Linked DNA regions of Homo sapiens: region 1 is linked to region 2. Evidence: read pairs that join two places in POLR2A ChIA-PET (ENCODE). Cell type or tissue: GM12878. All regions are shown on one strand. Each heading gives the region's core, and the rest is flanking DNA. Links, peaks and the distances in the headings are about the cores only. Region 1 overlaps MEF2C-AS1 (MEF2C antisense RNA 1). Region 2 overlaps MEF2C-AS1 (MEF2C antisense RNA 1).

Region 1 (16,108 bases), core at 3,720-11,719, 280 kb after region 2:
TTCTCCTGCCTCAGCCTCCTAAGTAGCTAGGACTATAGGCACCTGCCACCACACCCGGCTAATTTTTTGTATTTTTAGTAGAGATGGGGTTTCACCGTGTTAGCCAGGATGGTCTCGATCCCCTGACCCTGTGATCCGCCTGCCTTGGTCTCTCAAAGTGTTGGGATTACAGGCGTGAGCCACCGCACCTTGCCTATAATAACTATTTTAAAGTCACTGTGTGCTTATTCCAATATCTGGGTTATGCATGGGTTTGTTTTTATTCACTCAAATTCTCCTGGCTATGAGTTACATTGTAAAATTATTCTTTGTATATCTAGTAAATTTTTATTGAATTTTGCATATTGTGGATACTATATTTTTTACAGTGTAAATTATAATGTCTTCTTTTAAAATGTTGAGATTTGCTCTAGCAGGCAGTCAATTTGCTGGCAGCTCAACTTGATCCTGTTGAGGCTTACTTTCAGGCTTTGTTACAATTGGTCTAGATCCCTTACTTTAGGGGTAGACTTGACCTACCATTAATGACTTTCTAGGATCTCAATAGAATAATTGGGTTTTTCGGTGAGTAGTCTCACTCCAACCTGTTTAGCACTAAGTACTCTCTGCAATTCATCTCACAGTCCCTCAGTAAGTGGTTTCTCAAGCCTTGTGTATATATAGCACATTATTTGGCCAATGACTGAAGGGGACCCTTTTGCCGATGCCTGAGGTGCCTTCTCTATGTTGCTCTCTGCTTTCTAGTACTCTACAAATTCTGGCAACTTTGGTATTCCCGAACTCCCATCGCCTTTTTTTTTTTTTTTTTTTTTTTTGTCTGCCTGGAAAGACCACTGCTTTCTGTTTGGACTCTAGTTCCATGTGCTGAAATGTGAAAAATATCCCCAGGCTGAATTCTGGGGTGAATGTAAAGCAAATTAGGGGTGTTTCCCTTTTATTATGGCTATCATTAAAAAGTCAAAAAATAACAGATGCTGGTGGGGTTGTGGAGAAAAAGAACACTTATCCACTGCTTGTGGGAATGTAAACTAGTTCAACCATTGTGGAAGACAGTGCAGCAATTCCTCAAAGACCTAAAGACAGAAATACCATTCGACCCATTAATCCCATGCACATGTATGTTCATTGCAGCACTATTCACAATAGCAAAGACATGGAATCAACCCAAATGCCCATCGATGATAGACTGGATAAAGAAAATGTGGTACATATACACCATGGAATACTATGAAGCCATAAAAAATAATGCAATCATGTCCTTTGCAGAGACGTGGATAGAGCTGGAGGCAATTATCCTTAGCAAATTAACACAGGAACAGAAAACCAAATACCGCATGTTTTCACTTATAAGTGGGAACTAAATGATGAGAACACATGGACACATGGGGAACAACATACACTGGGACCTATCAGAGGGTGGAGGGTGGGAGGAGGGAGTGGATCAGGAAAAATAACTAATGGATACTAGCCTTAATACCTGGGTGATGAAATAATCTGTACAGCCAACCCCATGACACAAGTTTACCTATGTTACAAGCCTGCACATCCTGCACATGTACTCCTGAATTTAAAAGTTAAAAAAAATCAATTCCCTGGTATTGTCTGTCGTACAATGTCTCAAATCAGCTGATTTTTACATTTTGCCTAGATACACAAATGCCTATGGTGGGAAGATTATTCCCATATCCAATAATCTGTCCTAGCCAAGACCAGAAGTCCTGTCCATTGGTTTCTGTACTTGGAATGTTTTTGGTGACCTGAATAGTTTCAGCATCATGGAATGGCAAATGTCTGCTCTTCACCTTACTTCCTGACTTTATTTTTTCCTTACCCCAGGTCTCTGTAGTTTCTGAGAACCTTATGTAGATTTATTGTACTTAAATCTTATAAAACACAGTACTTATTAGCTCTGTTTTTACATAGCTGTTGATGTTATTTGCATTAATTAATATATGATCCATATTAGCATATATTTCTCTAAGTCACAACTTTTTGGCTAACCAGATAGCATTTTTGGGTTACCTAGAGCAAAGGCAGATAAGAAACAAATAAATATGTTGGTGATGGATAGAGTCAGCCAATGCTAAATCTGAAATTTGGGTCATTTTCATGGTCATCAAATCATTGCTTACATTTTTTTTTTCACTTGCAGATCATTTGGGGGTTTTCATGTGAACAATCTGTATTCACCAGTTGTTTTAGAGTCACACACACATAGCTTTAAGTTATGCATAACAGTGCACCCTGCCAAATGACTACACAGCTGGAGGGTTCACTGGGGGTAGCAGCTGGGTGAGGATCCTCAAAAGATGGGTATGTACTGAAGGAGTTCCCTCTTGCTTTTGTACCCGGAAGGCTCACTATTAACATCCTGAAAACACAAAGAAGAGATTAGAATTTATTGTTCATTTTCCCCCCATGGGGAAGCCATGTATGTTTATGCCCTAAAGATTGCACATTTGAAAGAATAAGCCACTTTCATTGTGGAATTAACCAAATTGACTATCTTCCCAGTTTGAATTCACTGTATAACTGTTAACCCACTTCACATTGTGCTTTAAAGTCTCAGCCAAAGGATTCTAAAGGCCTGAATTTCCAGGTTTTCTCGTCTGTAATACAAATACCAGTTAAAGACATAATATCATTTTATGCTTCTCTCAAAGGGCATGTAGCAAAGCTGGCTAGCACTACTGCAACATTTTAATTACTGGTGCTTACCACAATTTGCAATAATTACAGTTCATTTTGTAAGCTGGTTCTTAATTGCAGACACTGCTAAAGTAACAATTGAATAAAAAATAAAGTGCACTTTCGTGTGTGTGTGTGTGTATGTATGTATACATAAAATATGACTGAGAAAGATGTGAGCTTATAAAGAAATAAAAGAGGTTAGTGTCTTCTACTAGACCAATTATGAAAACAGAGATATTAAAAACAATTTTTAAACCAAAGACTTAGAACTAAATTTAATCATCAGGACAAGTTATTCCATCCTTTATGGTATTTTTTCTTTAGCATAATTCCTAAATTCTATGCTTGTTTATATTAAAGAAAGCTCAGTGAGTGAAATCTAGTACGGATATATGTAAACTCTCAATAAACTTCTATTCATTATCAGGTGGCAGGTCTCAAAGATAGAGATAACTCCTATATAAAAAGAATTTTGCTCTAAAAAGAAAAAAAATTCTGGAAAACTCTGTTCTTGTTCATGTTTCACCTTAGTAAACACCATTTTACCCTATATCAATTTAGATAATGTGAGGGATAAGAACGTTTGGAGGGGGAAGAAGTGAAGGAGATCCTAAGAAAAGCTAAACTGAAGTGAAGGAAATGTTCAACCAGAGGGTACACACTCTTGATAAGAAAGCACCTTTGGTTCTAATTTGTTGAAATGAACATGAAGATGGTAGCTCTCTTTCAAAAAATTGACTGTTCTCCTCACAAGTATTATAATTGTATTAACATGATGGATCTTTAGCAAATTAATAATGTTTAATCTCCAGTATTCTTGAAGGGAACATTTTAAGTCAAAGAAATAAAACAAAACAAACAAAATAGCACCCTATTCCCCCTGAAAAGAGATCCTCTAAGTAGGTGGTTTTGATTAGAGCTAGCAGTAATTTCAAAAGTGATACATCTCTTAAAATGGAAAAGAAATTTCCCCAGATTAAAGCAACACTGTGATCCTTTTAAAAAAGAGGACATGTTGGCCCTTAGAAAGAAAAGAATGCTCTATTCACAGTTTGAATGTCTTGGCCCTTCATAGAGTATTAATAGTATGAATGAGGGAGGGTGACCCAGTGATAAGGAGTAAGGCTGTGAAATCTTAACCACACTTTGCAGCTGTTTGATCATGGGTAAGTTAACTTATTTGTGCTTAAGATTTCTATTTGTTAAAATGAAATATTGTAATAGTTACCTCATAGTTGTTTTTTCTTTTTTTTTTTTTGGTAAGAATTAAATACGTTTATATGTATGAAGAACTTAACAGTGTTGCTCATAGTAAATGTGTAATAAGTCAAAAAGCAATGAAAGTGATCTAAAACAAGAAGGGGGAGTGAATAGCTTAGAACAGTAATACAGTCTGTCACTGTTTTCAAAGACCCTTTCTGTTCCTTGGAGTTGTAAAGTGCCAATTTTTCCCTAAAGTTAATTCAAACATTTACTCCTCCATGAAGCCTTTCTTGATTTCTGCAATCAGGGGTTCATTGCTCACATCATTCGTATTCCCACAGGATGTCATTACTTTCTGATGACACATATAGCAGTGTGCTATAATTAGTTTCAATATTATGCTGGTAACGTCTAACATACGTAATTTGAGGGGAAAAAAGTCCTAGATTCCCATGTTTGCCAAATTCCATGGTGTTAGTAATCAAACATGGCTGATTTCAAGTAACCACGGTGATATAACAAAATGTGGAACTGGAAAGAGATGTGCAGTAGGAAAATATTACACAGGATTTTAAGCATATAGAAATAATGGATGTAAATAAACTCAAAAGCATAGATAGTAGTAAAATAATAATGAATACTGCAGTAAAATAATGTTCAAGTGATGAATTTGAATATTTATTACCTGTATTTTTAATATAAATTATTTAATTTTAAGTTTACACAATTTAATTTTTTAGTTATGTCAATGTTTAACAACCAGCTTGCAAAATTCCTGGATTGTTAGTAGTTGGTTCTCATGAGCAGATACAAAATGGCTACAGTTTACTACTGTAATTTTTTTGTCAGCGCGTATTTTTCTGCCAAAGATTGGGTATCCTTCAAAGATAAGGGCTGTGTATTCATCATTTATTTATTTAAAGTGCCTAATATGACACCTGGCATTTGGGGGGGTAAATTAATGCCAATTGAATAAATGAGTGAAGAAAAAGTTAATAAACAGGCATTGCAGGGAATAGTATGAATGGACAGAAACACAACTTCACTGGACTGCTGTCCCTTCTAATTAAGGAATTCTGGAAACCTCAGAATTCATACATACCTTGCTCCACAAAGATGATAAAAAGATTTTTAAAATAAACAAATAAATCACATTGCCACATACATGACTCATAGAGATATTTCCCCAGATATATCCATGACTCTTAAAGATTTAATCTCTCTGTGTGGAAAACATACTGAGCTCTATCATTATTAGTGATAATAATGACCATTTATTGAGTATTATGTGCCAGTCATTAAGTTTTCTTCTTATATTATTTGATCCTCATAGCAACACTATGAAGTAAATTTTATTATTATCCCCATTTTATAGATGAATACACCAAGACTTAGAGAAACCAAGAAACTTGGCCAATATTTCAAAACCGGAATTAATTACAGACAGATTTTTATTCTGATCTATTTGATTTTAGAGTCTTTTCATTCCTAAGGGACAGAGTTTGGGGAAAGTTTAACCTTCTCAATCTATAGTAAAAGACATTTATTGCCTTAATAAACTCCTTAGTTACATACGCCCATATTTTATTTCTAAAGCATTCAGAGACTTTTGTTTAACATACTGTTATACTTCCTCTGGGCAGAACTTTGCTTTAATAATGCCAGACTTGGCAATAACACCAGCATATTGAATATTACTGTCATTCTCCAATTCATCAGTTATTTTCCAGTTATTGATTCCTGATAATAGCCTTTTTCATCCTTAAGCCAAAAAGTAGTTCTAAATATGCTGATAAGAAGAAAAATCTCTGTTGCTTTCATCAAGAAATCTTCCTAAGGATTTTGTTTATTTTGTCTGGTTTTTGAAGGCTTGGTTAATAAAGACTGCTCACATGTTGAATTTGCTAATATTTTTCACAAAAATAGTAAATAAACCAATTAATAATATTCACAATAGTTCAGGAAAATAATCTTTAATGATATGGCAAAAGATGACTCAGCTTCCCACTCCTTAAGAAGGAAGCAGCTGAATTGTATAATTGAATACCAAAATAGAGTCATGGATCAGGGAGGTAAAATATGAATACTTTTCAACAATTTGATGAAAAATAGGCCTAACACAGAGTTTTGAAGAAATTGCTTATCAATCTGTCAAAATGATATTTTTCTTAGTATTATAAACATGACTGCCTGCTGAGTTAAGGACACAAGGCTAAAATTAGCAAGATAACAAATATGGTTGGATCTTCCTAATTGAAAGAATTGCCATAATAACAATGGGGAATCTATTGTATATTGGCTTCTATACTGCCACACAACTGGTTTTGCCCCTGACAAATGTGAAATAGCATTATACCTTGTAGTGGCAAGTAAACTGCCTTGCTTAAAGTAGCTGTTCTATAAATATTTCTTGAATTACATAACTAAATTGGATCTGGGTTTTTAGAAATAGCTTATATTTATAGTAAAGAATCTTATATTAAGGATCTTATATTAAAATGAAGAGCAAACTTACCACAGCTTAAATAAAATTCCAGTTTGGCACATTTTAGCATTGCATAGTTCCATATATAACAGGTCATAAAGTTGGTTTCAAAACTTAACCATGGTTTTTGATTCTGAGCAACACATAGTAAGCACACTTCATCCTTATCTATCATTGAATACAGCTATTAATTTTTGAGAGAATGCATGGAGTAGCTATCTAAGGACTATGAAAAGTAAACAGCAGACAAATTGGAGAATACCAAAATTTGGAATCAACCACTAGTGGTGAGTTTACCATGCATGTTTTTCCCCTCCAGTAACTCCCTGACCTTGACCCAACACATTCTGAAACTTGGAAGTGGGCATTAGCATGGATAGAGAAAGCTCCAAGAGAAACTCTCTGGTTCAGACTTGTGGGATAGGAGTATCCTGTTAGCAACAGTGTCACAAGGGACATGCTTTACTGCTCTGAGGGAGGATAACCTTCCTCTCCAGCCACAGGAGCTGTAGTTTCAAGGGGGATGGGCAAATCTCTGTTTCTTTTTTATCTCTCTGCCCTCCTGCTGCTTGACCCTCGATGAAGCTGCAGTAATAGAAAGTGCACAATGGAGAAGGATCATGAAATCTTCAGCTTTCTGGACAGAAATTACTGGGGACATCAATGGAGAGAGAGAAATTTGGGAAGACAACACATGAAGTTGCTTACAAACTCTTGGCCTCACCCCTGAGCTTTGTATACATGAATCTTACCCTATATATTATACTAAGAACTCTGGAAACAGAAATAAGACATAGAGCAACACCAAAATCTCAGACTGACCACTGGGTGTAGCAAATATAGAAAGATATAAACAACATTTCAAAGACTTTGAAAATGGAACTGACACTAAAACCACAACCCTCAAAAGGCTAGGCAGAACTTGGGGCCTGAATTCACTAAGTTGACTGCCTGCTAAACTAAATATCAACATTCTTCTTAGGACTTAACCAAGACCCAGACAATCATAACATAATATTTAAAATGTCTAGAACACAATTCAAAATTTCTCAGCATAGGAAGAACCAGGAAAATATTTAATGTCATGGGAGAAGATAATTAGCATGTACCAACACCCAGATGACACAGAAATCAGAATAATCTGACAAGGACTTTAAAATAGCTATTAGAAAAATAATACAAGAAGTAAAGGCAAACACTCTTTTTGAAATGAATAGGATGATAGAAATTATCAACAGTCATAGATCAAAATAATAATAAAATATATTTTACAACTAAAAATTAAAATATGGGAATAAGAAAAACCTCATTATTATTGAAAAGGTTCAATAGCAGAATAGAGATGACAAAGTAGAAGATAACTGAACTTGAAGATAGATAATTAGAAATTATCCATTTCAAACAGTAAAGAGAAAATTAATTGGAAAATAAATGAACCTAATCCCACAGACCTGTGGGACAATACCAAAAGTTTTAACATTCATGTCATCGGAGTTCTAGAAGGAGAAGCAGAAGAGTGTGATGAGAAGAAATATTTGAAAAATATAATGGCCAAAAGCATCTCAAGTTTGGTAAAACATAAAAATCAACAGCTTTAGGCCGGGCACTGTGGCTCATGCCTATAATCCCAGCACTTTGGGAGGCCGAGGCGGGCAGATCATGAGGTCAGGAGATCGAGACCATCCTGGCTAACACAGTGAAACCCCGTCTCTACTAAAAATACAAAAAATTAGCCGGGTGTGGTGGCAAACGCCTGTAGTCCCAGCTACTTGTGAGGCTGAGGCAGGAGAATGGCATGAACCCGGGAGGCGGAGTTTACAGTGAGCTGAGATCGCGCCACTGCACTCCAGCCTGGGTGACAGAGCAAGACTCTGTCTCAAATAATAATTTAAAAAAATCAATAGCTTTAATACACTCAGTAACTCCAAAACAGGATAAATGTAAATAAATCCAGGACCAGACAGATCATAATCAAATAGTTGAAAACCAAACACAAAGAAAAGTTTTTCAAATCAGTCAGAGAAAAATGATGTACTACTTGGAGCAGAATGATGATTTGAATGATTGTGAAAATCTCATCTGAATCCATGGTGGCTAGGGGAAGTGTAAATGCTAAAAAGAAAAGAACTATCACCCTAGAATTCTGTATCCCATGAAAATATTCTTCAAGAATTAAGATGAAATAAAGACATCTAAAGTGGAGGGAAACTAAGATAATTCATTATCTGAAGGCCTGCTCTAAAATAATTGTGAAAAGAAATTCTTCACAAAGAGGGAAAATTTGATCAGAAGCAAAAAACAACTTGAAAAAAGATAAAGAAACAGAAATGATAAAGATATCAATAAATATAATAGACTATATATACCTCTTCAGTTTTAAAATACTTTTCACAGTTGAAAGAAAAATTAAAACATTTTTGAAAAGGTTCTCAATGTTTGTAGGTATAATATATAAGTCAATATAACATAGGCTGGACGTGGTGGCTCATGCCTATGATCCCAGCACTTTGGGAGGCTGAGGCAGGCAGATCACTTGAAGTCAAGAGTTTGAAACTAGCTTGGCCAACATGGCGAAACCACATGTCTACAAAAAATACAAATATATATATTGAGTAAAAAAAAATATACTCAAACTGAAACACTGGCTCTTCCTGGCTCTAGAGCTTGTCAGCTTTCTAAATGGAACTACACCATTGTTTCTTCTAGTCCTCAGGCATCAAGACTTGAACTGCAACTACACCATTAGTATATTAGTCAGCTCAAGCTACTATAACAAAATACCATAGACTGTGTGGCTTAAACAATAGTAACTTATTTCTCACAATTCTGGAGGCAGCAATGTCCAAGATCAAGGTGCCAACTGATTTTGTTCCCCGGTGAGAGCTCCCTTCCTGGCTTGTAGATGGTGGCTGTCTTCTTGTGTTCTCATATGGTAGAGAGAGAAAAAGAGAAAAGAAGCAAGCTCTATGATCTTTCTTCTTATAACAGTACTAATGCCATCATAAGGGCCCATCCTCATGAGCTTATCTAACCCTAATTACTTTACAAAGGCCCCATTTCCAAATAGCATCACATTGAGGGTTAGGGATTGAACACATGAATTTGAGGAGATGCAACTCAGTCCATTCCATAGAAATCAGTTTTCCTGTTTATTAGACCTTTGAATTTGGACTGGGACTACACCAATAGCTCTTGAGGGTCTCCAGCTTGCTGACTGCAGATCTTGGACTTGTCTCCACAGAAGATAAGTACATCCTGTTTGTTCTGGATGTGTTTTTCACAAGAAACTTACTTCAAATTAAGGATATATTTAGATTTTAAAGTAAAAGAATGGAAGAGAGCAGGGCACTTTGGTTCACACCTATAATCCCAGCACTTTGGGAGGCCGAAGGGGGAGGATCATGAGGTCAGCAGTTTGAGACCAGCCTGGCCAACATGGTGAAACCCTGTCTCTCCTAAAAATACAAAAATTAGCCAGGCGTGGTGGCAGGTGCCTGTAATCCCAGCTACTTGGGAGGCTAACGCAGGAGAATTGCTTGAACCTGGGAGATGGAAGTTTCAGTGAGCCGAGACTGTGCCATTGCACTCCAACCTGGGTGACAGAGCAAGACTTCATGTCAAAAAAAAAAAAAATGGAAAAAATATAACATATAGATGTCAATCAAAAGAAAACTAGATAGAGTGATTATATTAACATCACAGATAATAAAATTCAGGACAAATATAATTACCAAGGATAAACATAAGCATTGCATAATGAAAAAAAGAGTTAATTCTCCAAGAAGATGTACTAATTCAAAATGTGTAGGCACACACAAGAGTTCTGAAATTCAGGAAGCAAAAACTGAAATTCAGGAAGCAAAAATTCAGGAAGACAAAACTGAACTGAGAAATAGGTAAGTTCACTATTACAGTTGGACACTTCAATATTCCTTCTTTTTGGTAATCAATAGAACTATCAGACAGAATATCAGTGAGAATGTAGGGTAACTGAATAGCACCATAAACCAATTAAATCTGATAAATATTTATACACTACTCTAACAACAACAAAAGAATACACTTTTTTTTTTTTTTGGAAAGAGTCTTGCTTTATCACTCAGGCTGAAGTTCAGTGGCCTGATCATAGCTCACTGGAGACTTGAAATACTGGGCTCAAATAATTCTCTTTCCTTAGCCTTCCAAGTAGATATGGTACCCGCCACCATGATAGGCTAATTTAAAATTTTTTATTATTATTATTATTATTTGTAGCGATGGGGTCTTGTTTTATTGCCCAGCCCGCTCTCAAACTTCCTGGACTCAAGAAATCCTCCCACCTTGGCATCCCAAAACACTGGGATTACAGCTGTAATTCACTGTGCCTTGACAGAATACATAATCCTTTTACATGTATATGGAATATTCACCAAAATAAATCATATAATGTGTTATAAAATAAACTTTAACACATTAAAAGAATTTAAATCATGCAGAGTATGTTCTCTGACTTTAATGGAGTTAAATTAGAAATTAATGGAAGAAAGAAAAGGAACATCTTCAAACACTTGGAGATGAGTCAAAGATAAGCTCTCAAAGCATATATGGAAATATTTTAGCCCTAATAAAAATTAAAATACTACATATCAAAATTTGAACTCTGTAGCAAAAGCAGTGCTTAGAGGCATACTTATATCATTGTGCTTATATCAGAATAAAATACATGTCTCAAATCAACAATCAAGATTTTCATCCAAAGAAACTGGAAAAAAGTTAACCCACAACAAGAATAAGGAAGGGTTAATAATAAGAGCAGGAACAAATTTGAGAACATAAAAAAATTGAGAAAATTAATGACACTCTAAGCTTATTTTTTAAAAAGAATAATAAAAGTAACAAACCATTCACCAAACAGATCAAATAAAACAAAATATGACAAAAGTTGTGATTATTAGAAATGAAAAGTTGGCTATCACTACAGAGCCTGTATTACTGTATCAATAATAACAATTATATTATTCTAAGGAAATATACAAACAGCTCTCTGTATATAAGTTAACTAATCTAGATTAAGTGAAACAATTGCTTGCAAAGCATTTCTCTTATGATTGGAACGGATTTGTATATTCAAAGTTCACTCAAACTGATATAACATAAGTACTCATATAGCTACTTTTAAAAAATTGAATTCATGGTTAAACTTTTCTGAAAAAGAACTTTCTAGGCCCAGATGGTTTTACTGGCAAAATCTAGCAAACATTTAAAAGAGAAATAATGCCAATTTTATGAAATTCTTTTCTAAAATAAAAGGAAGGAAACACTTCCCAACTGATTGTATGATTGGAAAATTACCCCAATAACAAAACCAGATTGAGAAAGAACAAAGGGAGAAAAAGTACAGATACATACTTTTTGTGATCAAGGAAGCAAACATCCTCTACAGATGTCAATAAATTATATACATCATGGCCAAATTGGGGTTTATTGTGAGAATGCAAGGTTAATTCATCACTCAAAAATCACTGTAACCCACCATTTAACAGTCTAAAGAAGAAAAACCACATGATTTTATCAATTAATGAAAAAATGAATTTGACAAAATTCGACTTCATTCATGATAAAAAACCAATCAACCAATCGACCAACCAACCCACCCCTCTGGGCAAACTAGAAATAGAAGAAAACTTTCTCAACCTAATAAGTACATTAACAAGAATACTAAAGGTGACATCATACTTAACAGTGAAAGATTTAACATTTTCTCCCTAAGTTTGGGAAGAAGAAAGGATGTCCATGTTTACTACTTCTATTTAACATTATATTAAGAACTCAACTCAAGGCAATAAAGCCAGAAACAGAAATGAAAGATACACAGAATGGAGAGGAAGAAATAACTGTTCCTGTTCACAGATGACGTGATTGTTGACATGGAAAATTTTAAGAAATCTGTAAAAAACTTCTAGAAATAGTAAATGAGTTTCAAGGGTACAAATACAAGGTCAACATATGAAAATTTATTGCATTTCTGTATACTATTGAACAACTGGGAAATAATTTTTACTATTTATAATAATTCCTTTCCAACTTTATATGCATACTTAGGTATAAATCTAACAAAACATGTACAAGATTTGTATGCTAAAAACTACACATGCTGATGAAAGTGACCAAAGAGGACCTAAAGAAATGCAGAGATTCCATGTCCATGGATTAGAAGTCTCGAAAGAAGAAAGTCTCTATGTTTTCCCCCCAACAATTTATATATTTAGCATAATTATGCCCCAGCAGAAGTTTTGTAGATACTGACAAAATGATTTTAAAATTTATAAGAAATGCGTGGGAACCAGAAGAGTTAAGGCAATTAAAGAAAAAGAATAACATTGGAGGAATCACTACCTAATTTTAATACACCCAAAAAATACAACAATGACGACTATAGTCATTGTGAGGGGATGTACACATTAAGCAAAGAACAAAATAGTTTAGAAATAGAAATATGTATATATGGATAATCGATTATTTTTAGTTTTTAACAACTTTATTGAGATATAATTTATATATCTTAATGTTCACTCGTATAAACTTTACAGTTTAATGGTTTTGGTGTATTCACAAAGTTATATAACCGTCACTTAAATCTAATTTTAGAATATATTCACCACCTCAGAAAGAACCCCTATTGCCTTTTGTGATTGCTCCCCACTTCTCTGTTCCCCCAGCCCTCATAACCACTACTCTACTTTCTGTAGCTATAGAGGTGAATATTCTGGACACTTCATATAAGTGGAATCATATAATTAATGGTCTTGGATTTGGAAGGAAGTAGGTGTGGCTATAAAAGAGCAATATGAAGGATTCTTGTTGTGATAGTAATGTTTTTTATGCTAACTGTGCCATTGTCGATAGCCTGGTTGTGGTTTTATACTATAGTTTTGCAAAATGTTATCATTATGGGTCACTGTGTAGAGGGTACACTGTACCTCACTGTATTATTTCTTGTATGTGAATGTACAATTATCTCAAAATTAAAAGTTTAATATAAAAAAGAAAACTACATGACCAAAAATGCTGACTGGATTTCCCTACCTTGATGCTGACCTTTTAGGTTGAATAATTCTTTGTTGTGGGGGATTGTCCTGTGCTTCACCAGATGTCCAGTGGCATCCCTGGTCTCCAGTCACTAGATGCTGGTGGTAGTCCCCTCTCGTATGACAACCAAAAACACTTCTAGACGTGTACTGTGAGGGATAAAATCATCCTGGTAGAAAACCACTGTGTTAGTATTGCTATTGATCTTTTACCTTAGTATTAATATTATGGAGTACTTTCCCTAATGTGTTTTTTCATAACACAATTTAAAGAGACACTAAACTCATATACAGAAAAGAATGTAAGTACATTTGTCCTTTTGAGCATATCTTTGCATTACTCTTCATATCTTAGCATATTGGTTTATTTATTTTTATGTTCTTTCAGACATTTTCTTCTGTAATGAAGGCTGAATACCATAAATTGTTCACAGTACTTGTTTTTAGATTCATGATATTTATTAGCCATATAAAATATTATTGCTAATTCTTCAAGAATAATGATGATATAGTAGCAAATCTTTCTTTAAAAAAGACTATGCCAAGAAAGATTCATGGCCAGTATATTATTCATTAAATGTCATCAAGATTGTTCACAATTGAATAATCTAGCAGGGGAACTTTTTACTAATTATACGTAGCAAGTAATTAGTATTATAAAATATCGAGAAAGAGAGAATTATACTATAAAGATATTTTATCTAAAGTAAATATTGCAAAGGTGATCAACTGAGCAATAGATCATGAATTGATAGAAAGGAGGTGAGACTCCTTGGCTCTTATATCCCTTTATTTACAACTCTCTTATAATACTACATATATTGTTTAAATATTTATTTAAACTAGAGGTTAGCAAACATGTCCCAGTGGTCAATTTAGCCTCACACTTGTTTTTGTAAATGCGTTTTATTTAGATACAGTCATGCCTATTTGTTTATTTGTTTCCTATTCATGCTTTTGTGCTACAGTGGTAGAGTTGAGTAGTTGCAACAGAGATTTTCTGGCCTAGAAAGCCTAAAATATTCGTTATTTGGCTCTTTACAGAAAAGGGTTGGTAGTGCTAATTTAAACTATGAATAAATTCCTTCATACGTAACTCATTAAATTGCAGTACAAAACTGCAACTGATGCTCGTTAAATGAGGGAAGGAAAAAAAAACAAAAAGAAAGAAGACAGGAAGAGAAAGAGAAGTTGGAAAGTATAAAGGATTCAGGAAAAAATCTTAAAAACTCATGAAAAGAAAGCACGTTAGCTGGCTGGCTAGAGCAAGGAGCAACACTTAGAATTTAGTAGGGGATGAGAAAAATTAAAGTGGGGAGAATTATCATGGTTAATTAGTATTAACCCTTTCGGTAGAAATTTTAGTGGTCTTAAGAAGCAATTTAGTTTCCCTGCCAGGACTTGACTCAAAAGCTGGCTTGCTGAGGGGAAGGTGACTGACTCAGAAGGGAAATAATGATACTTGAGAGGATTGATTTGGGAGCAAAGGAGACCTCATTTCTTACCTCCACTCACCCACGTGCTAAGAATAAAGGTGCATTTCTATGGGCCTCTGTCACCTTGCTTATAGTATGGATAAGGAAACTATCAATCTGAAGGCAGGATACTAAATCAAATAATATTATAGATCCTTTCCATCCTTAATCTTTATGGCTTTTCTGTCTCTAAAGTTCTGGGGTTCACTTAAATGTGCTAGTGGTTCTCCTAGTCTACTTTTGAATCCTTGTATACTTCATCATTTAGCTTCCTTTCTCCTTGTTATCCTATCTGAAGCTTGTTAACTTGATTCCATTCCAAGGATTCCCAGTTCCATTTGGATTCCTGTGTTCTTTACCCTGGTGACTAACGTGGGCCTGAAACTTATTGCCCTCTATCTCAATTAACCCAACTTCAGCCCTCTTGCCGAGACCAGCATTTAACAGTACAAGTTTTAACGCACTCAGCAAGCTGAATTTTGTTCCTGGTATTCTTTCTGAACCTAGCTCTTCACCATTTAGTCAGAGACACTGATTTTTACCAAGAGATAGTTGCTACCTGAAAAAAACGAACAAGAACAAAGAAAAAAAATCCCAACAAAAATAAAGTTAAACTTTAATTTTTTGGGTTTCAGAAAAACAAAGTTTAAATTGTAAGATACTGGACTTAACTGAATTTCAAAAGCCTAACCCTTGTACATACAAGAAACAAAGTTTATACCAAAAATAAAAGACTTAAGAGAATGGCTCAGTGTGGGAAAAATGTATCCCTAATTGACCTCACCTGTATTAATGGCAATTTGAAGACCATATGCTGGGGCTGGGGGAAAACGGTTGAAGGGAAATCTTGGCAGAATTGAAGAGGGTTCTTCTGGAGTAGGTCCTTAAAATGGAGCTTTATGGCTAGGTAGGAATCTTCTGCAATATTTTAGGAACAAGACAGTTAAGGTTATAAATAGAGCATCATATAAGGATGGGCACATGCTCATAGGACTGACTGACTCTCAGGGCATAGTAATGGTGCTGGTGTGGAGTAAAGAGATTATAAGTGAAAAATTACAATTGTAAAACAGCATGGGATAAGTTATGAAACTGTTGTAGAATTGTTCAAAAACTTTCTACTAATAAAATAAGTGTAATTTGACTTTTACTTGCAACAGTTAAAATATCACAAAGTGTCAGTACAA
Region 2 (16,108 bases), core at 4,747-12,746:
CACCTCACCCTCCCCAGTAGCTGGGATTACAGGCATGTGTCCCCACACCTGGCTAATTTTTTTGCATTTTAGTAGAGATGGGGTTTCATCTTTTTGGCCAGGCTGGTTTCTAACTCCTGACCTCAGGTGATCCACCTGCTCAGCCTGTCAAATTGTTGGGATTACAGGCGTGAGCCACCACATCTGGCCCTATCAAATTAACTTTTCAAAGGAGACAGATTTTAAACATGTTAAATATTTTGAAGAGAATTACTTAAAAACAGTTATAAGGTAATTTTTTTCTTACATGTATGTATGATTTTACCTTTAAAGTTTTTCATTTGCTCTCAAAAGTTTTTTTGGTCAATTGTTTTGTGCAACATTTTTAATGGGAAGTATAGGATTTGTTCATTTACACTGGACATACTTCATATTTGAAAAAGAAGTTTGAAGGTTGTAGACATAAAGCATATAGATATAATCCCTGATTGCTTAGTATATATACATATATATACATTATATATTTATATATATGTATGTATGTGTATGTGTATGTGCATATAAATGTACATACACAGAAATACAATCTGTATTTACTATATTTGTGTATGCTATATGATATATAATACATGTATAATGAATATGTATACTATATATACACACATACTATAAATACTATGTTTACATATCCATATACGTATATATACATTATATATGTAATATTGTCCCAAATAATTTATAAATACTTGATGAATTAACATTCTGAATTAAAAAGTGTAGTTAGTTCTCTTAAGAAAATTGGCAATAAAAATAACGTGTAAAAAAGAATGTCAATTATAATTTATATTATGCCTTAAAGAAAACCAAGCTACTCTGATCAGTATGGCAAAGAAACAGAATTTTCAGTATAATATCTATTAAGATTTCCTCTAGATGACAGAAAACACCTACAATGAAAATACTTTAAATTGTAAGTCTCTGTCCCTATCCTCTATCATGCTGCCCAAATGTGCTTCTTAAGACACAATTTCTTGACATTTCTTGGAGATAACACAGATTTTTGTAGCTCAATAGCTTTGTAAATGAGAGTTACATGTTAAACTCCTTTACTTATCCTAAGTTTTTTTTAAGTGTCCTTTGCTCTTTGTATTTTTTGGCTCTTATAATTCTTTGCAGATATTTCCATTATTTATTTGCCACATTGTATCACTTTCATCCTTTACTTTTCTATCTTTCACACTGGGACCAATGTACTGTTAAATTTTATAGGCAGACAACCTGGGCAAAAATTTCTGAGATTGTGGAAAAATATATATATTCTGGCTATAAATTATGAAAAACTGCATCAAAATTAATAAATGTTAAAATGCCTATAAAAATAATCTCAAGCAAATATAACTTAACTCGGATGTGGTTATGTGAATTATATTTAATGTGAGATGTGAGTGCATTTTAATGTTTTATATGATGTCAGGAAGATCTGCAAAACTCTAGATCCTGAGAATGTATCAAGTTGGCTCTGTGGTACCACTACACTTTGAGAGCAAGAATTGTGTTTGACTCATTTTTATAATTCTGAAGACCAATAGTAGACACTGATATGTGGTAAGTACTTAAACACTGGCAAAGAAATGCCTGGAAATTGTAAACATTCTGTAAGTATCACATGGCTGTGTAATGGTCCATAGTAAATGAATGTAGCCAGAGAGGCAGTATATCATAGTTGTTGAGAGTGTAACATTGAAGTCCCACAAACCACAGTTGGAGTTTTGGTTTTGTCACTTATTACAAGGGCGATTTAGAGTGAGTCATATATCTCTGTAAGTCTAAATTCTCTCCTCCATTAAATGGAATAATAGTAGTATTTACCTCTTAGGATTTTCATGAGGATTAAATGAGATAATGTATGTTAAACACTTAGAATGGTTCATGGAATGAGGTAAGATTTTAATAAAAGTAGAGTTAATGTTGTCATTATTACTATAAACTAGGTAAAAGGTAGCTTTAACAAAAATTGCTACATCTATAGTATTTAAATTTTCAAATAGCTTTTATTCTTGTTAGCCAAATTTGAGGAGAGTAGAGATAAGAGGTCATAATGAATAACTTTCTCCAAATTCTCAATTCTCACCAGCAACAGATTGTAAAACAAAAAAATGCTGGAATAAGTCAGATTTTGAGGCTCTATGTAAAATTTAAAAAGTGATGGTGATAAAAGCTTTCTTATTCTCAAGATAACATGCATGAAAACAATTTGTGATTCAGGATAGCAATACGGGTATGTCTTTAAGCCAAGTAACTCATTGTGACACATTGTCCTTGCTTTCTAAAGTAGGCCTCATCTCACTTTTAATGTGTGAAAGGGGAGATTATTCAACACAGTGGTAGACACATTTTTGTTCTCAAGAACACTGAGATATCATTAATCTTCTGGCACGCCTGCAAAGGCGGGTTATGTGAATGCTAGTCTTTTGCAAGGCTATAAATAAAGTTTAAAGAGAGAAAGAGGCAGAAAGAAAAGATGTTTTCCTGAAGCTTCTATTGCCACAGTACGGACCACATTAAGGGTGCAATAACTTACCAGTAATAACACTTAAAAAATCCTCTTTTTGGGTTTTCAACATCTGTTTAGAAAAAATCCAGCCTAAAAATAGAATCTGGTCTTGTAATGTAGCTTTCTCAAATTGGGTTATCCTAAACCCTCTCTGCATTGAATGGTCACATATGACAATTTAGGGCCAGATTTGTGGCATAGCAATGGTTTATCATATATATCACATGCTTAGCATCCTGTAAAATGCTGCCATACACATTCATGTATTAGGGTATGTGTGTATGTGTGCACGTGTGTGTATGTGTGTGAAGTAGTTCCTTGTGAATGGGAAAGCTTTAGTGAAAATAATTTTTGCTTCGTTGGCTTCTGAAATGCAAAGCAAAAAATGATACACATTTTTCTTATTTTTTATATTAGGAATTTCATTCTGTTTGATAATAGACTAAATTTCATAATTATCAATGTTTAAAAATACTCTTAGGAATAACGCTTGTATTGCTAAATGCTGTTAGAGCATGCTTATGTATTATTATTACATATAATACAGACTTAATTTTCTCATCAAATTGGAATAACTGGTAGCATTTTTTGGTTCCAGCAAAGGCCTCTCTCCTACGGTCCTTCAGTGAGCAAAACTTCTCCTGACTTCATGAGAAGGTATAAAGCAATTAACACATCACAATTATTGTTTAGGGCTATTTTTATTCAACCCTATAGAGCTAAAAAAACAAAAATAAATACCTTTCTTAAAACACCAATTTCATTGCACTTTAATTATATCTTGCCATACACACTTGGAAGTTTTTTTTTTTCATAATGTTTTGGAATTTGGGACTTCCAAACAGTTTATATATGACAAACTAAAGACACTGCAATTAGAATCTCTTTGTTATTCAGTTTTTAAGGAGTTTGTGTGGCTAATTAAGAGTCAACATTTCTGGCAGTTTTTCAGGTTGAGCAAACCTTTAGATTCAAGACAGTCTGCTGACGTGGCAGTCCTGATCCTCTCATTACACTCATAACTGAACTTCAAGGGAACTCCTGAGTCTGTGGCTCTTTGCTTTGCCCTCTGAATTTGAGAGGCCTCATCTGGGGGCTTGTGATGAGACAGCCATTTCTCTACTGGTCTTTGCATGTGGCTCCACTCTCACACAGCTCACATACGGGGGGTTCATTACATTATGTAACCGATTAGGATGGAATGGGCAGTTTAAATTCCTCATCCAAGAAGCATAGGAGTAGAATTTCCATGCCATGTACGTAAAAAGCTAAAACACAGGCCTGATCTTCTCAACACAGGAGGTAAAATCCTCAGAAGCCAGCATGGCTTTTGGAGATCTAGTCCTGACCATCAAGAGGGACAGTGATGGTAATCAGATATTTTTAATAGAGTTTGAAAACTCATTGAAAATGTGAATTTAGAGAGTACAATGTGGTCCTCATTTACAGAAGAAAACAAAAAGGGAAAATAAAGAGAATAGTAATGAATATTTATGAAGTTTTTATTATACATGGTTAAATACGCAATTACCTGGTCTGTTACTGAAAATATTTTCATGAAGTATATATTACTTTCCTATGGGACACTGAAGGAAATACACTATTGTGGCAGGGTGGGTAACTTGTTTATGATCTCAAAATTACTAGGTGGTAGAGACAGGATTTGAATCCAGGTTGGTCTGATTCTGAAGTTCACATTCTTAACCAGGATCAACAGGATTCACCTACAATCAGATGGTGGTTGAAGCAAGATTTCATTTGCTGGGTTCCTCCCTTCGCCTTCAAGGAAACTTCTCCTCCTTTTTGGTGGTCCCTATTCCCATCTACTGTCCCATTGTTCACAGGTCTTATTTTACCTCATCCTTGTCCACTCCCAATAAAAATGTGAACAGAAAATAATACTAGCTAACGGTATTTCTCTGACACATGACTGTATTTTGGTAAAAATTAATACACAAAGATGTATCTAAGAGGAACAAAATGTACTTCAGACAACACGGCCACTGGAGAATGTTGGAAGACATGTAAGGATTAAGAAACTGTGTCTTCCTAGAGAGGGACTTGGGGTCTGGGGAAACTCAGTGTTTTCTACTCAAATATTTTTACACAGATAAAATCAGTCTAAAATGAACCCGAAGAGCGTATTTGTAGGCAAAAGAACTCATGAACTAAATAGCTTCAGGGGGCCAGGCGCAGTGGCTTACACCTGTAATCCCAGCACTTTGGGAGGCCGAGGTGGGTGGATCGCTTCAGGTCAGGAGTTCGAGATCAGCCTCGCCGACATGGCAAAACCCCTTCTCTACTAAAACTACAAAAATGAGCAGCCATGGTGGTGGGCACCTGTAATCCCAGTTACTCTGGAAGCTGAGGCAGAAGAATCACTTGAACCCAGGAGGTGGAGGTTGCAGTGAGCCGAGATCATGCCACTGCATTCCAGCCTGGGTGACAGAACGAGACTTTGTCATAACTAACTAACTAACTAACTAACTAACTAACTAACTAACTAACCAACTAACTAACTAAATAAATAGCTTAAGGGGAGAAATGTGGTCAGGGTGGGAAAGAATAAACCCTTTGCTTGGTGACACTAGGGTATTTTCTGAGGTTCTGAACTAATTATACAAAATCTTAGATTCTCTTCCTTCATTTCCACGCTATTCTATTCCAGTGGAAGAACTCAGAGTAGCTCACATGGCCTCAGAACACTCGCTTAAGAATGCATTTCTTCTCATTGCCCTTAAATAGAGCTGCTTCCTGCTCAAGAGGCAGAAATCTGCTGGCCCATGGTAAGATAATCGCAAGTCTGCTTGAGATGACTTCTTCCCTATTGGTGATGATACAGAGCTCTTTATTTTAAAGCTAATATTTACTGACACTATCTTAGGGAACCCTAATATAAACTTGCTAAGTTTTCAAGTGTATAGAGAAAAAACTGTGAAGAAATAGTAAAATAATTTCTGAAAAATATCATAAAATAGAGAAAAAATTATTGCCTATAATCTCAGTACTCTAATATACCAATTGATATACTTTGTAGCCTTCTAAGTTTTTTCTGTGAATGTTTAACATATATATGTTATACAAATATACATATTTTTAACATGTATATGTTTACATATATATATATATATATATATATATATATTTTTTTTTTTTTTTTTTTTTTTTTTTTTTTTTTGGGACAGAGTCCCACTCCATCTACCAGGCTGGAGTGCAGTGGTGCAATCTCGGTTCACTGTAAGCTCTGCCTCCTGGGCTCAAGCGATTCTCCTGCCTCATCCTCCAGAGTAGCTGGAATTACAGGCATGTGCCACCATGCCTGGCTAATTTTTGTATTATTAGTAGAGACAGGATTTCACCATGTTGGCCATGCTGGTCTCGAAATCCTGACCTCAAGTGATCCACCTGCCTCAGCTTCCCAAAGTGCTGGGATTACAAGCGTAAGCCCCCGTGCCTGGCCGTTTAACATAATTTTAATCATAACTAATATTTTTAAAGTTTTTCTTTCTTTCTCTTAATATTATGCCATAGTCATTTTCTAGGATACTAAGCATTCTTCATTAATTAGGCTGAGAGTTTTTTTGGAGGGAAGGCTGGGTATAGCTCTTCTTTTAAAAATTATTAATTAATTCTTATTTATAATTAATACATAAGAATTGTACATATTTATGGGATACAGTGTATGTTTCAATGCATGTGTACATTGCATAATGATCAAATCAGGGTAGTTACCATAGCTATCACTTTTTAATGCCAGTGTCATGCTTTTTCAGTTACTACAGCTTCAAAGTACATTTTGAGGTCAGGTAGTGTGATGCCTCTAGCTTCATTCTTTTTGCTCAGGATTGATTTGGTTAATCAGGGTATTTTGCATTTACATATGAATTTTAAGATTTTTTTTTATTTCTTTGAAGAATACCATGGTATTTTGATGAAGATTGCCTTGAATCTGTAGATCCATGAGATAATATCAATATTTTAACAATATTAATTCTTTTAATTCATGAATACAGAATATCTTTCCATTTATGTCTTCTTCAATTTCTGTCATCAAAATCTTACAGTTTTCATTGTAGGGATCTCTTACCTTCTTGGCTAAGTTTATTCCTAAATATTTTATTTATTTTATACCTATTGTAAATGGAATGCTTTCTTGATTTCTTTTTTAGATTGTTCGCTATTGGGGTATTTCGAAATGCTGCTAATTTTTGTATGGTGATTTTGTATGCTGGAACTTTACTAAATTGTGTTGTTTTTAAGTGACATAGATGTCCTATCATACATCGAAATGCATGAATTACCTCCTTGTAGGCATTGCATAAATGACAGCATAGTCCAATTACAGATTTTAAATATTACTCAGATTTTGTACATGCTACATTGTAACTGTCAGTGGATGGTTAACATCAGCACATTTCTAATGTATCACAATCCTGTTATTTAATTATACTTAAAACTTGGATTCATCAAAACTGGTATTTAGAAAAAGAACAAATATAATTGACATGAGACATCCAAGTAAATAATCATTGAATTTAGATATTTTTGAAGGTTGCTTAGATTTCTGTTCTACAATTTTGCTGAGAATTTATTTTACACTAAGGAATGTCTTTGGGTTATTTGCAGCTGTTGTGGCCTGGCCTTGCCCTGTTAGTGGTGATCTGTGGGAAGAGAAGGAGACAAATTGTGACACTGTCCCTTATCAAAGGACCACACAGTTGTTCGCCACGTTGACTCCATGATGGATAGTTATCTTGAGGCTTGATGGACATAAGGCTAAAAGTTCAGAGAAAAAGAGTGCAGGATCCCAGTAGCTCCTTGCTATTGACACTTACTTGATAATGTGGGTTTAATCAATCTTCTTTATTGTCTTTAGCTTCAGTTTTGTTTTCTTTTCCAGCTTCATTTTTCCCATCTCATCAGATTGACATGCAAAAAAAAAGTCTAAAGAGAAAAAAGACAAAAACTTCTGTTGTTGTGAATATACTGGAGACAGACGCAGTCCTATATACATATTCTTTGTACATAACATTTTCTGTGCATAACATGTGAACATATATATTTGTTTTAAGTTTTAATCTGATGAGTGGTTAGAGAAAGAAAAATAGATTTTTATGATCAAAAGTCGAATAATAATATTTACCTTGAGGAAAGATATTGTTCTTAAAGTATTTTGTTTCCTTTTTTTAGTGACCGAAGAATTTTATTCATTTTAATGTTTATGGACATGATATTTTAAATTTTAAGTTTAGCATACAGTCCATGAAGCCCATCTGACAAGGAATTAATAACCAGAATATCTAAGGAGCTCAAACAACTCTATAATAGGAAAAAAAATCTGATAATCTGATCAAAAAAGGGCAAAAGATTTCAATATATTTTGTTTGCTTTTGAGAAGCAGCACATTATCAATTACTGATCATTCAATTTTACATGTTTTCTAAACATTTGCTTTAGTTTAATATCTAGTTTATTAGATATTACATTGAAATAATTACTTCTGTATCCAAATATGGTGAATTTTTATTTGGTTGTCAGAGATTGATAAATTAACTTAAAACCGACTGCTTCTGCCGTGACTGAATTCTTCAAACAGAAGAATAGAAGGAGAAAGTCCCTGTGTTTTTTATGAACTTTTTGTTTGTTTTAATTTTTATTTTCCTTATAAGTTCTGGGGTACATGTGCAGGATGTGCAAGTTTGTTACATAGGTAAACGTGTGCCATGGTGGTTTGCTGCACCTATCAACCCATCACCTAGGTATTAAGCTCAGCATGTATTGGCTACTTTTCCTAATGCTCTCTCCCTTCTCCTACTCCACCCCCTGACAGGCCCCAGTATGTGTTGTTCCCCTCCCGTGTCCATGTGTTCTCTCTGTTCAGCTCCCACTTATAATTGAGAACGTGTGGTGCTTTCCATGAAATTTTATTTCCCCACTTAGTACATGGGATGGATGGGAGAAATAATATATTTTTCACAATTTTTTTTTTAGTATTTGAGAACATTTTTTGTCAGCTTTATTGAGCTATAACTTACACAAAATAAAATTCACCAATTTTGAGAGTACAATTTGATGAGTTTTAACAAATGTATACAGTCATATTACCACTACTAGAATCATGATATGGAACATTTCCATTACCACCCCAAACTTTCACTGTGCCCCTTTGTAGTCTTTACGCTGACCCACATTCCCTGGCTGCTGGTATCTACTGAAAAATGTGGATGACTGTACACATTTACATATCGTCCATGTACAAATGCCATGCTAATCTCTGTATTATTGCTATTGTGCTGCCCATATGGGTGCTTAAAACATTTTTAGAAGTAAGACCCATGGCTGTATATTAATTTGTTATTTTTTTGTAGCATTCATTTAGTAAATCTTCTAAGATGCTATTTCTAATAGTAGGTTAGAAATATACTGTCAGCCCTCTCAGAAAAGAAAAGTCAGCAGTTTCATGCCATGCACAGCATAATATAAAGCTTGAAATACTGCCTGGTCTCATGTCCAACTCATATCTCTTTTTGAAGCATTGAGGTGTTAATTAATAACTAGATTTACTTAGTCACCTAGTATTTTTTTCTTAGTCATCTAATAATAGTTACATTGCTGAGTTTTTGAAACCAAAAGTTGATTGACTCGATGCCTAAGTTAACCACTTTGTTATTTTTTTTAAAAGTTAGAAGGCACAAAGAACTGATGAAATACAGCTTCTAAAGTGTAGAAGAGAAAAGAAAGGCAATTTATTTTACCCTTCTTCTGGTTTGGCAAATGACTAAAAAGAAGGAAACAATAAGTGTGTGAAAATTGCTGTATATACCCTCGGCTGACAGTTTTGTTTTTTTTTTTTATTATAGGTGAAGAGATTTTAAGTGTAAGAGCACTGTTCATTGTGTACAAATACAAAGCATTCTTATTGTTGGGCATTATCAGTACACATACACTACACTGTGTAGATAATTTTAGTCATAATGAATATAGCATTTCATTTATTAGATTGAGAGGTTTTTTCAACTAAAAATAGGTGAGTATAAATGAAACCAGAATACATGTGTGTGCGCCCATGAAATTGGAAATGAATGAGAATCTGCTATAAATACTTGTTGTGCTCATATCTTAAAGTATGACTGTAACCATTTAGTTACTTGCAGTCATTTGTGTCTGGCTGTTTTAAAGAAGTTTTCTATTAAGAAAATTGAAAATATTAATATATCAATATTGAAATATTAATAAGGTATTGATATTTTGCTGATGTGTTAAATGTATCATATTGCAGTAGAGACACAATTGTTTACAGTGTAGATTTCAAAACAAATTTTTAATACATCACTTGCAAAACAAATTATTTAATGAAAGATGGGGAGCAGCTATAGAGGGAAAGCAATGATTTTTGAAAACATTTTTTTAACTTCTATGCATTTTTATTTTACTTCTATCTGTTTACCTCTTTCTATTTATAAGGCACATCCTCCAAATAATCCCTAGAGATTTACATTCTTTCTTTGGCAAGCACAAATAGAAAATGTCAGCTACACAAGAGTGAGAACCTATATTACCTTTCTGGAGTTATTTAGAAAAGGAGTGAAATTTAATTTGCATTACTCTTTGTGTACATATTCCGAAAGAGCTTACTCCCTGAACCTCAAATCTCTAAACTCAGGATTTCCTAGTGATTTGAGACTTATAAGGAGCTCAAAGTGTTTGAGAACTCCAGAGAAAGCTTACTCCTATTATTTTCTCATTAAAATGCAGGAGCCCCAAGGGATGCAGTTTTATACAGATAAATTTTAGATAAATATCTGAACTTCTGGGCATATTTGAACCCACGTTATGAATCACGCACAGTTCTGTCAACTCTAGTAAGAACCCAAAGTATAATATTAACTTCTCATCCGTATGCTTCTTTTCCAGAGTCTCTTTGTCTTCGCCTTAAGCACATCCAAGCTCAGTAGCACACATTGTAATCAAGCTCAGTGTTGTAAAGAATGAAAAATATTGAAAGGTGAATGTAACTGCTAATATTTCATGCAACACTTGCCCTTTGTAATAGCACTTGGCCACCCACATCAGCAGCATGGGTGTGAGCTACATCTGTTCTTCCGTCGCAGTGTCTTTCCTAAACCGAGGGGTTGTTCCTGTGGTTTATTGCTGCCACATGGTTGGCATTGTTATTTCATAACCTAAAGCCCCTTCTTATTTCCTGCTTTGCCCCTGAAACCTTCACTCCTGCATGTTTTCTTTCCTCTTACCCTGACTCTCTAACAGCTGAACTACATAAATGCCAAACAGCGACATGAATTCCTAAACAGAAGCTGCCACAAAACAACGCTGCTCCAACCAAGAAACACACATGTAGAGGCACATGACTGACAGGGCTCAAAAGGCAGGTTTTAGTAAATGACAAGTGTGAAGTTCGCATTGTTACTGTAGTTGATGGTAGCTCGTATTTACACAAAAAAGTCATTCACATTTCAGAACAATTCAGCATAACTGGCAGCTTGGGAAAGAAAAGACTTAAAATCCCTTAAAGATGAGGAAGACAGGAGGAGTACAGAATCCAAAGCATTCTCTCACTTTGGAATATGTTGGCATCTTTTGATTGGGTTTTAAAATTGGGATATTGGAGAAGCAGCAGGAAAAGTTGAAATTATAAATTATTTTTGTTATGAACAAGAGAGAACAAGAGAATGAAAAGAAAGAGCTGTTCATCTTTTATTTCTTCATAGCATAATTTCATTCAGTGTTAATTAAAGTCAAAAAATACATTATCTTTTTATATATGCTCACTGTCATTACTATAGGAATACCTATGGCATCTAGAAATACAGAAAGGAAATATCGTGGGATGTCGATCTATTTTATGTGATGAGTGTTATGATAATTGCTAATAAAATGTCATGAAATATATCATTTGAACATTGCTTTTCATCAGTTAAAACAATGTTATAAGGTGTTATCTTAAGAAAAAAACATAACATTATTCCATAAATGTCCTATCATTCAAAGGTACAGGTTTTTTAAAAAAGATTTCTTTCTATTAGTAGAGTGGGTGGTCTACTGACTGGTAGTGGAAGAAAATATAGTAGAAGCCAGAATATTAATGTGCTAAATAAGGAAAAAGTCATCATCAAGGATAAAAATTATGTACAGTCAGATAAAGTACAGTGACTGGAGGGAGACCTTTGAGGAGTGCCATCCTAAAACTAGTGGCATCAGTCATTTTGCAAGAGTAATACATCTTGGACTTGGTTCAGAGGGGTATAAAGAAAGGACAGGTCCATGTGGTGACCTTCACTCTGATCAGAACTAAGATGGTTATGAAGATGTGACCCATCAGCACTAACTAGGAGACTGTTTATGAGATGGCCAGTGAGATTTTTATTTCTTGTTATCCAGCTGTAAATCAGCATTAAAAGAATCTTTGTTTCAGTCCAAGTATCTAGAAAATAACAGCTTTGCCATGTAGTGGATACAATGCTTTTAATATATCATGTGGCTTTGAATTTTTTTAACCAAAGAAGGTCATAACATTTCATTAACACTGTTGCTTTTATGGCAGTGGTTCATGATTTGTCAAAGGCTAAGCTGAGTCTAGCTGTAATTGGAAAGTATCTTCTTAACGAAAGTATTATAATATGAAACAATCAATGGAAAAAAATTCGTAAATAAAAAACCTTCTATAGATTTTAAAATGGAGGAAAGAAAACACATCTAGTGTTTTCTTTATTGCCTTAAAATGCTTCTATTCAAATAGTAAAAAACTTAAATTGAATCTCAAAAAGTACCAAATCCAAACTTTTCATTTTATAGTTGAGAAAATGAGCTCAAAGAGGGAGGATAAATGCTTATACTAGTATGACCAGCTGGTTGGCTGTTTATAAAATTTCTTTCTTCTTCCACCTTGATAGTAAGGTATGACCTTGTGATGAAGTTCTACTCATAAAAGGTGGGCAGATCTGATGTGCTCTACCTCCAGATGGTGCTCATCAGAAACTCTCTGCTTGATCCTCCAGGCTTTTTACCTGTCTGTTGAACTGAGTGAAGGACCCAGAGGCCCTATGATGTGGTGTAGCTTCGAGAGAAGGAAGCCTAGATCCCTGAATCATTGTGCAGAACATACTTATCCTACAGCCATATAGGACTGTTATATGAGTAAGCGCTGAAGTTATTTCTTAGGTTATTGAACTTTCCAAGCATATCTATTACATTAATTAGTGTTACCTCAATAAAAGCATGTACTTCACAGAACAAACTTTCCTCTCTCTCTCTTTTTTTTTTTTTTTTTTTGGTCAAAGAAATGAAATGTAAGTCACTGTTGCAACACCAGGAGAAGGAATACTTCTGCCAACAGCCTAATCTTTAGCCTGATCCTTGGAATGGTGAATTTCTTTCCTCCTTCTTGTCTGTTCCCTCTACATCTCTCAGGTGTTCCTTCCTTTGTAGTCTCACTATTAAAACACTATTCTGGACTTTATCATTTGAACTTCCATTGTGGCAAGAACCTCTTAACTGGTCTCTGAGCCCTTGTATGCTTCTCTTTTCTTTCTTTCCATATGCTAACATAAGAATAATCTTGCTTAGGGGCGGATCTCCTGAGGTCGGGTTTCGAGACTAGCCTGACCAATGTGGAGAAACCCCATCTTTACTAAAAATACAAAATTAGCTGGGCGTGGTGGCGCATGCCTATGATCCCAGCTACTCCGGAGGCTGAGGTAGGAGAATCGCTTGAACCTGGGAGGTGGAGGTTGCAGTGAGCTGAGATCACGCCACTGCACTTCAACCTGGGCAACAAGAGCAAAACTCCATCTCAAAAAATAAAAATAACAAAAAATAATAATCTTGCTCAGGAAAACTCGAATGGCTCCTATTTAAAGCAGAGGTAAATAATGAGAGATCCTGGGATATCTGTGGTCTCTAAACGTGTTTTGATTGGCTGATGAGATGTGCTTATGCTTTATTTAACTTTATTGCCAATATTTAAAAATTGAGATAGTAAAACTCTTTGATTTCTGTATTCTTTTGACACATTATCTGGCAGCATTGGGTCACCATTCTTGCAAGAAAGCCATCAGCTGGAGCAAAGCATGCACTCTACAGTTTGCCCTCATTCCCACCTGTATTATTTAGGGTTTTCCAGAGAAACAGAGCCAATAGGATGCAAATATATATAACACATGCAGAAAGAGAGCGAGAGTGAAAACAAAAAGGTTAGGGGGTGGGAGGTTATCATAAGGAATTAACTTACACGCTATGGAGGCTGACAAATTCTAAGACCTACAGTTAGCAAACTGGAGACCCAGGAAAGCTGAAGGTGGAAGTTCCAGTCTAAAAGTTAGCAGGCAAGAATGACAATTATTAGTAATGAATGAAAGTGGGAAGTGTACTAATTAACCTATAGCAATCAAGATAATGAGTGAATTTAGGACAAATGTAATCTATTTACGTATTAATTTCATTGGAGTAATATTTGTTTTCCTCTTACCATATACCAAGTACTATGCTAAGTGCTTTGTGTACGTTATCTCATTTAATATTAAAGTAACTCTTTGAAGGAGTTACTGTGATTATCTCCATTCTGCTGAGAAAACAGATTTAGAGAGGTTAGGCTTTGTCTATGGCCCCAAAGCTAGGACATGACTGAGTTGGAATCCAAACTCAGGCAGACTGGCTTCAGAGTCCAAGATCTTACTTAAACATTATGCTAGACTGTCTTCCCAGATTTACGTGTGTTTTATAAATATGGCAGAAGATGATAAGTAAGTCAAAATTTCAGTGATGGCAATAAATACAGCAAACCAAAGAGAGTAAACTGTTTGCAAAGTGAATAGTCAATGTTGTTAAATGAGTGGAATTGAGTAAAATTCAGGAAATTACATGATACCAAAGTAACATCATAAAATGAGATATTAAAAAATACAGCACACAATCATCAGCACAGAAGTTGGGACACAATAGGAGAAAAGATAGCTGAGACTGGACGAAAACTCATAATTATAGTAAATAAGTTGTTGCTGTCTTAGGTAATTATGTATTATGGGTACAGTTTCTGTTGCATTGGTTCCCAAAGATTCCCTAATCACTTCTATAGATAAGCCAAGCACATTGAGGCATAATACCATGCTGTGAGATATTACAGGTCTATTTGGCACATTGTAGGTGCTCAAAAAAATTTTGAGAAGGAAAGAAGGTAGGCAGACTGGCTGTGACCTCATAGGAAAATGAAGATAGTAACATCAGGGTTGTTTTTTTTTTTTTTTCCAGAATAACTGTTTCAAATATAACAGGAAACTGATGAGAGGAGGCTTGGTTTAAATTTGCAGTGGTCTTACAACTGACAGTCTAAACATTAAAGAATCTAAATGTCGACTACTTGATATTTTATAATATCTGGCTGGCTAGATGTGACTGATATTTTGCTCTTTCACAAATGTTTTATTTTATTCATCTAGCTCGAAAATCGATATTTGACCTAATGTGGACTCATGTGGGAAGGAATGTTATTATGTTGCCTGGCAGATGAGAACTAAAAATTGCAGAGAGCTATGAAATATTTTAAAAGGGCACATTTTTTTCTCCACATGATATACCAAGATTGATTGTTGTCCTTCGTTAGTCCTGGGGAAGGAGTGGTGTCTCTAGCTAATTATTGTGTCTTTTAAAAGCCTGTCTTGGCAAATTTCTCTCCCCTTTAGCATCTCTCCCACAAAATTTTTCACTTAAGAAATCAAAGAGTTAAATATAATAGTCTCATATTTCCTCAGTAATATAGTGTAGCACAATTAGATATGCTACAGTGAGACTCTCAGTGATATGGTCACAGTTTGGGCTGGATGGAATTTAGCCTCTGAGCAGTAAGATACAAGGTCTTGGCTAGTTTTAGTGGCTAAAGCTGCATCTCAACCTTGCTACATAGTGTGGAATCCAACTGAAGTGCTCAGTCTAAGAACATTTTATACTTTATATTATTGAAAACCATCATGGTAAAAACTCAAGCTGCCCATTTATTATATATGCATGTATAACATCTATGTCTATACCTATGTATACATATGTGCATATGTATGTATGTATATCATTATGAAAATTTGTTTTCTTTCCAACTGATTTAGAAAATAGAAAAATGTAGACTTGGATTTCTCTAAACAAACTAGGATGAGAGTGGATGGGCATTTGTTTCTCTGCATTCTCTGCATAAGGGGCTGGATACATAGTAATATCTTTACTTAATAATAGATCTTTCAATATGCTGAATGATTTCAATTAATTGAATCTCTATCTGTCTATCTACCAACCAATCATCTAATCATTAGTTCTGTAAGTTCGGTCTGTGGATCCTGAGGGGGCTCCTTTTGACTTTTTAGGGAGACTGCATTGTCAATGCTATTTTCACGATAGTAGTAGGATGTTATTGCCTTTTTCACAGTGTTGACATTTACGCGGATGCTGCAAAAGTAATGATTGGGAAAACTGCTGAAATCTTAGCAGAAAGACAGTGACACCAAACTGTAATAGTAGATACTGCCACACACAAGAAAAATAAATTAGTTTCCTCTAAATACTGCCCTTGGTAAA

The links. ChIA-PET counts read pairs that join two places held together with the same protein. Peaks named below come from ENCODE experiments on the same cell type or tissue, not always from the same donor. Only the 100,000 strongest peaks of a DNase experiment are listed, where the experiment ranks them.
Region 1: POLR2A ChIA-PET joins it to region 2 with 5 read pairs; 1 of 35 experiments calls an interaction of 5 or more read pairs at or near these places.

The regions. Positions count from the first base shown.
Region 1 is chr5:89,347,145-89,363,252 of GRCh38, forward strand. The region is part of intron 7 of MEF2C-AS1 (MEF2C antisense RNA 1); the gene reads left to right. Among named protein-coding and RNA genes, the nearest start is that of LINC02161, 230 kb to the right of the region's middle. In GM12878, for the core only: no CTCF peak of the experiment used is centred there; DNase peaks (open chromatin) are centred at 6,787, 6,910 and 7,227; H3K27ac peaks cover 3,064 bases.
Region 2 is chr5:89,062,547-89,078,654 of GRCh38, forward strand. All of the region lies in intron 3 of MEF2C-AS1 (MEF2C antisense RNA 1), which reads left to right. Among named protein-coding and RNA genes, the nearest start is that of MEF2C-AS1, 190 kb to the left of the region's middle. RefSeq lists silencers at 7,106-7,400, 9,653-9,702. In GM12878, for the core only: no CTCF peak of the experiment used is centred there; DNase peaks (open chromatin) are centred at 9,105, 9,581 and 10,785; H3K4me3 peaks cover 966 bases; H3K27ac peaks cover 2,727 bases.